Regions from separate parts of the Homo sapiens genome. Here region 1 is linked to region 2. A link is a contact called in ENCODE Hi-C or POLR2A ChIA-PET data. All regions are on one chromosome and are shown on one strand. Each heading gives the region's core, a stretch centred on a gene start or an enhancer-like site at or near the end of the contact. The rest is flanking DNA. Distances are from core to core; before and after follow the strand shown.

Region 1 (3,653 bases), core at 755-3,254, 170 kb before region 2:
TAATCTCTGTCTTAGATTTAAGCTTCCCAATAAGAAACATACTCTTAGAGAGGGGCTACTCACCACTAGTTCATTTCTCACTGATCCTTTATAAGCAGCTTATAACTCCCTGCTGATAGGAACAGAGGGCACCTCATTCTGTGCCCCTAGATTTTGAGGACCTGAACATGAGACCATTTTCCCACCTAATTTAGAAAGTCTGTTTGCTACACTTTCTAGTTAAGGCCCAATTTCTCTTATACGTTTCACTGTCATGCCCCATATCCCTCTTTTTGGGAATTTTTCAGTTTTGTGTTTTCAGCATTTATTGCTCTCTGAAATAATGTCATTCAACAGCTTACTTGCTTATTTTCTCTTTCCAACCCATATGCAAATAAGAGCAGTAGTATTCGCAGTGCCTGCATGCCTGATTCGTAGTTGACACTCAGTAAATATCTGCTAGATGAGTGAATGAATGACTCTTCTTTATATGCTTCACATACAGGAAATATCACGTCTGGAAGAAAAGAATGAATCACTTGGCACTACACACTGTCTAAACCTGACCTTGGTGTGTTCTTTATGTAGAGAGTCTCATGGACATCCAATTAGTTGCTAATTAACATTCAATCAGCTCTGGGCCTCGGGAGGGGCCAAGCCTGAGGTTCAAGGGCAGGTGGGGCTTACTTGCCCAGTCTTCACTTTGATACTGGTCCCCTGACCTAGACATGCGGACCATGGACACAGAGGTCTGGCGAGTGCATTGACCAGAGCAGCAAGTCCATCCTGCAGCGTGGAAAAATCCAGCAAAGAACTCACTCACATTCTTAGCTCCATCATCCTACAGAAAAGATGAGCTAGACAATTCTAGAGCCAAAAAGAAATCCTAGAGGGATATGAGTTTGTCAGCTGTGCAGACACTTTTTACCTTCCCAGAAATCTCTCATACTTTCTTGCTAGACACACCTAGGAGGAGGGCCAGCACCCAAGGGGGTAGAGAAGAGCTGCCTGGTCCTCTAGCCCAGTGCAGTCCCGGGGGGGCAGCTCCCACCAAGCCGGGGCCACAGCCTGGCCTGGTCATGAGCACCAGAAACCACTGAGGCACAGGGCCATGACAGATTAGGAGCAAAGCCCTCAGTGTCGCCTGATTCTGACACCTGGATGGCTTTAAGGGCTCCTCCTGCTCGCCAGCCAGCGGGGCTTGGAGCCAGGATCCAACAGCGCGGCTGGAGTCGCCCGCGGCGAGAGAGCCCAGGCTGACTCCTTCAGTGGAGACAGCGTCCCCTTGCCGTCCCAGTCTCCGCCGCTCGGTTAGGCTGGATCCTCAGGGTCCCCTGCTCGCTCTCAACCCTCTCTCCGGCTCCAGGGACCCTAACCCTCAGCGACAGCCGCTCCGCAGGTGCTCGCCGGCGTGGCGAGAGCGCTGCACGGCACACGGTCACCGTCGAGGGCGGCGACGGCCGGGGGTGCCCCCGCCCGGCCCAGGCCTCCCCGTGGTCCCTTACCCATTTCCCGCCGGGCTCCTGCTCCGGCCTCCCGCGGGCCCGCGCGCCCCACGGCCCCGCGCCCAGGCGCCGGCTGGGGGCGGCGAGAGCTGCGGGGCCTCGGCTGCGCGCGCGGGGGGCTGGGCCAGTCCGGCTCTGCGCGCTCGCAGGAGGGACTCGGTTTCCGGGAGCGCAGGCGGGCGGGCGGCGGCGCAGGGCGGGGAGGGGCGGGCTGAGGCCGGGCCGGGGTTGGGGGTGGCGGGGGCGAAGCTGTGGGACTGGTCTGACCGCTGTGGCGCCGGGCTGGGCCGCCGGGCAGGCCGGGTACCTCCTGCGCGCCCCGCACGGCGCCGTCGTCTGGCCTGTGCGCTACCGGGCCGCAGGCTCTGCAAAGCCCTCCGGTTATTTTTCCAGTACCTGAACCGGAAACTGAGGCCCGCCCCAGATACGCGTGAGCCTTGACAGGGACTGTCTGGAGTCCCTACAAACCCCTTGTTCATTTACCATTCACTGGGCACAAGAAAAAGTTGCATTATTTGATTTCCAAATTTCACCTGTCTGTAACTGTTGGCTTACGGTGAACATTCACTAGTTGGTTTGGGGATTGGTGGCACAGAAGCAAATAGCTGTGATTTTACACTCAATCTATTTTAGCAAACATAAGCTCAGAACAGGTTGTCATTGGCGAGACGCTATTATTTTTCAATATCACCCTTGATGGCACTATCTGGTTTCTATTTCTGTAACTATGTAAGGCACCGTATAATGACATTTTGAGTTAAATGATTCCATATTTCCTGTATATTGTGAATAAAAGTTCTCCAGAAGGAATCTTCCAGTAAGCAGTTTGTAAACTGGAGAGGCACAACCTTTATTGTAAAACAAAGGTGCCCTTCCAAAGAACAAAGGGAAGGCTCGGGTTTCATAGCAAATGGTCCCACACAGGTTTCCTGTGCAAATGAAGGTTTGAAATTTGCTTAGTTCTGATTGCTTTACAAGGCCAACTTCTGATCGATCAATACATCTGAGTCCTGACTGGGTGATACAGCTGAGCCCTGATTGGCCAAGGCAGGTGAGCTCTGATTGGTTGGTTCAGGTGAGCTCTGAAAATCCCAGAAACAAGAAGGTGCTGGTTTCCAGAGAGCTCAGCATATGTGACCTTTAGTCAGCAAGTGACCACTTGGCTCTATTTTGAATTTAGACCAATACAGTCCAGTTATTTGACATGTAAAAACGGAAAAATAAAATAAAATAAAACAGATTTAGGCCGAGTTAGCCACTCAGGATCCATCTTGAAGAATTGGCTCTTGAAAGTTCACATTTATTCACAATATCTAGTGAACATTTTAGCTCCCCTAGGAATTGGCAACCTAGAGAGGTCCATTTCTTGATTTGATGCTGCTAAAATGAAGCTGACCAGGCTCTCTACAAGCAGCAACAACCATGATAACACCTAATATTTATTGAGTGCTAGGCAATAAGCTGTCCTAAAACATTTAATCCTCACGGCAACCCTATGAGTTAGGAAGCTTTACACCTCATGAGGAAACTGAGGCACAGAGAGGCTGAGTAACCTGATCAAGGACGCACGGACAGGCAATCAGGCAAGACCCAAAGACCATGCTCTAAATCAGCAGTCTGCAACCTTTTTGGCACCAGGGAGGGACTGGTTTCTGTGGAAGGCAATTCTTCCACAGATAGGGGAGGTGGGAGTGGATGGTGTTTCAGGATGATTCAAGCACCTTACATTTATTGTGTGCACTTTATTTCTGTTATTATTACATTGTAATATATAATGAAATGATTTTATAACTCACCATAATGTAGAATCAGTGGGAGCACTAAGCTTGTTTTCCTGAAACTAGACAATCCCATCTAGGGGTGATAGGAGACGGCGACACATCATCAAGCACTAGATTCTCATAAGGAATGCACAACATAGATCCTTCGCACACACAGTTCACGATAGTGTTTGCACTCCCATGAGAATCTAATGCCGCAGCTGATCTGACAGGAGGTGGAGCTCAGGTGGTAATACAAGCAATGGGGAGTGCCTGTAAATGCAGATGAAGCTTTGCTCTCAATCCCCCACCCCCAACATGGTCCTAACAGGCCATGAACAGGGGATTGGGGACCCTTGCTCTAAATCAATGTGCAACACTACTGCTTAATCTTTTTAGATGGGGATCT
Region 2 (3,519 bases), core at 749-3,248:
AAATCCCACCAGTTGTGACGACATGGATGAACCTGGAGAACATTATGCTAAATGAAACAAGCCAGGCACAGAAAGACAAATACCACATGATCTCACTCATATGTGAAATTTTAAAAAAAGTAGATCTCATAGAGGTAGAAAGTAGAATGGTAGTTACCAGAGGCTAGTGTAGTTAGCCAGGAGGAGGGATGGGGGGATGTTAGCCAAGGGCTACATAATTACAGTTATGTAGGAGGAATAACTTTCAAGAGACCTATTTTACAGCAAGGAGACTATAGTAAATGATGATATATTCTCTCAAAAAATGTAGAGAGTGGATGTTACGTGCTCTCACCACAAAAAATGATAACCATGTGAGGCAGTACATTTGTTAATTAGCTAGATTTAACCATTCCACAAATGTATATGTACTTCAAAACATCATGTGGTACCCAATAAAAACATACACTGTTATCTGTCAATTTAAAAAGATATGTAAAAATTGAGCTTTAAAAATTATTTTTAAATGTTTAATTAAAAATAACCCCCCAAAAAGAAAAAGTTAAAGAATAAAGAGGTATCACATTAAATCCATGCTTGCTGATTGCTTATTGTAATTGTTAGTAGTGGATGCAGTCTGATTGCCCAAAAGTAGAAAAAAAAATAAGTTGCTATGCTATTTTGAAGAATGTACTTAAGCAAACAGAATGTTCTGCATTTTCAGTGTTAGAGTAAAAATAAAGAAATCTATTATATACAGAATCAGATCTGAGGTATATATTTCTACAATTATACCCACAGTGAGTGTGTTAGGTCGTTCTTTCATGGTTGTAAAGAAATAGCCAAGACTGGGTAATTTATTAAGAAAAGAGGTTTAATTAGCTCACAGTTCTGTTCTGCAGGCTTTACAGGAAGCTTGGTATTGGTATCTGTTTGGCGTCTAGGGAGGCCTCAGGAAGCTTCCAATCATGGCAGAGGGTGAAGGGGGAGCAGGTACATCACATGGCAAAAGCAGGAGCAACAGAGAGAGTGAGGGTGGAGGTGCCACACACTTTTAAACAACCAGATCTTGTGAGAACCCACTCACTATGGTGAGGACAGCATCAAGCCACAAGTGATCCACCCCCATGACCAAAACACCTCCCACCAGGCTCCACCTTCAACACTGGGGATTACATTTCAACATGAGATTTGGACGAGGACAAACATGCAAACTATATCAGTCAGTTATTTAATTTCGTCAGAATATATCTTCTAAAGGTGGCTGTTGGGAAAGCAAGGCTTTCTCTTCCAAGAAGAAAAAAAAGACATCTTTACTGAAGTTTTTGAAAAAAGTATGTGAATGGTGAGATGGTCTAAAAGGAAAAGACTAGAGGAAGCAGGGAAAAACCAAGGCTATTCGACCATAAAGAAAGGAGCCAAACAGCAGAGCCCTGTTACATACTGAATTTCTCACCCCCACCCCATCACTATCCACCAAGGAAGGCCCTTTTGTCCCCAGCTAAGCCCCAGTCCCAGGTTTACCCACTGCAATGGCTTTATTCAACTACTCTTGCTAATTTCAGTTTACTCTTTCTTTATTTTATATCAGTTTTAGCTTTATTATTATATAAATACACAAAGTTTATTTAACTTTAAGATTACACATTACAATTAGGACAAAAATGATTTAACTTAACACAAGAATTATTTTTGTTTACAAGGTCTTAATGCTAAGAAGGTTCTATTACACACAATGAGGTATATTGGCAACATATAAAGACTGGATGATATCATCCCAAGAGGGAATAAAGCAAAACAGAAACAGAGATCAGCTCTGTGCTAGTCATGCCATCGTGGGTAACGCGCATGAGCTCTGAAGCATCTTCATACCCACCCCTAGAAGAAAGCTCAGTGTTTGGTCTTTGAGTCTTAAAGTCACTCATGCAGATGCCTTGTGGCCTACACAGCACCAGCTTGAGAGGACAGCCTTATACCACCCAGCTCTCCTGCTTCTGAGGCCACATCCTGTTCTTCAGTTGCTATGAAGTAATTGCTTCTTCTTCATTATAAAATGAGATGATAACAGCAGCCTTGCCCCTGTCTCAGCACCAGCGTGAAAATGACACTAAGAAAATGTAGACGAAAACACATTGGGAACCAGAAACTTTAAGACAAAGACCAAGCTGCCACCTCTAGGCTGAGTTCAGTCATTTATATTTAATTCAAAGGCAGTGTTGTATGACTTCCCAAGTTCTGAAGTCAGAATGATGGGCTGGTCTCTCTTGGAGGAGGCAATGAACCAGTCCGGGAAGGCCACAGACTCAAGGGTGGAGGTCCTACCAGTCTTGGCACGGTAGAAAAGGAAGGGTTTCACGGGCTCGGGTTGGCCATACAGATCCATGATCTTCTGCTCCTGAAATGTCAGAACAAGTACCCATTAGGAGAAACAGAAGCTGTTTGAGATATTCAAGGTTATTCATAATAATTCAATAAATGTTCCAAAGTTCCAGAAAACCTTATCCATCTATTAGAGCAGGCCTAGAGAAACACACATTTTGAAGGAGCAGCAGAGTAAACATACATGAAATTTTACCTTCCAAGCCCCCACCCTCAAATCCAGAGATGGTGTAGGAAGTTTACAAGGGAGAGTTTAATGAACAAGCAGCCACACTTGAACAACAAGTTAGAACTCTTCTCACACAAGAGGCTGAGGTGACCCTTAGGAAGAGGAAGAAATTGGAAATTACCTCCCTTACCAATACCACAACAGTGAGAGTCACTACCCTGCAAGAACCACCGGCGTGACAAAGGACAGCCAGGTTAGGGTATGAATTTCTGACTAATTGCCACATATATGAGAAAGATAAATACCAATGAAAAAGACCCAAGAGGGTCTAACAAATCAAAGGATTTGTATCAAAGGAAGAAGGTAAATAGAGCAATCAAAAAATGCCTTCTATATTGTATATGGAACTATATTCTGTATGTCTATATATTTGTATGTACATGCATTGTATATTTAGGTAAAATAAGTATTTCTAAGTAAATTGCAAGTGTTCAAGATCTCAAGAGAGACACAGAAATGATCTGTAATTCAGCCACATTCCACCCTGAGTGAGAAGTTCTTCTCCCACAGGATTCCTTTACTCAATTAATGGCTTCCAGTTAATCTGATTCTTTGGGTGGCCAGAAACCTAGGAGTCATTATTGACATTTCTTTTTTTGATCCCCTAACATCTAACCCAGGAGCAAGGCCTGTGGACTCTATTTCCAAAATACCAAAATATTTCCTGAATCGAGTCACTTCTTGCACTCCACACATGGCATCAACCCCAATCCAGGCCATCACTCTCTCACCTGGACAATTAGGGTGACCTTCTAAATGTTCTCCTTGAACCTACTCTATTCTCTAATAATCATTCTCCATAAGGCAGGTAAGTGAACTTTAAACTGAAGTAAATAAATAAGATTATGATACCCTTTTGCATGATTTTCTATTGTTATTACAGTGAAACTCCTCGGCAAAGCCCACAGGGTCTACGCCACCCAGCTCCTGCC

What was found. Hi-C counts contacts between places; a loop is a spot of excess contacts on that map. ChIA-PET counts read pairs that join two places held with the same protein, here RNA polymerase II (POLR2A). Pooled maps may share reads with other maps.
Region 1: a pooled map shows a loop between it and region 2 (5-fold over the local background). The contact joins two enhancer-like sites. A Hi-C loop is called at or near these places in 1 of 168 maps with a recorded cell type or tissue (naive thymus-derived CD4-positive, alpha-beta T cell) and 6 of 50 pooled maps. POLR2A ChIA-PET finds 5 or more read pairs at or near these places in 2 of 52 experiments (CD4-positive, alpha-beta T cell and activated CD4-positive, alpha-beta T cell).

What each region holds. Positions count from the first base shown.
Region 1 is chr2:113,155,367-113,159,019 of GRCh38, reverse strand. No RefSeq gene overlaps it. Among named protein-coding and RNA genes, the nearest start is that of PSD4, 17 kb to the left of the region's middle. RefSeq lists a silencer at 1,429-1,958. Within about 2 kb of position 2,004, at least 18 of the 41 ENCODE cell types and tissues checked have a DNase peak (open chromatin) inside an H3K27ac peak, as active enhancers do.
Region 2 is chr2:112,983,695-112,987,213 of GRCh38, reverse strand. IL36G (interleukin 36 gamma) reads right to left here. Exons shown (of 5, transcript NM_019618.4): 5 at 1,556-2,374. The coding sequence ends at 2,165. Among named protein-coding and RNA genes, the nearest start is that of IL36G, 7.4 kb to the right of the region's middle. Within about 2 kb of position 1,998, at least 2 of the 41 ENCODE cell types and tissues checked have a DNase peak (open chromatin) inside an H3K27ac peak, as active enhancers do.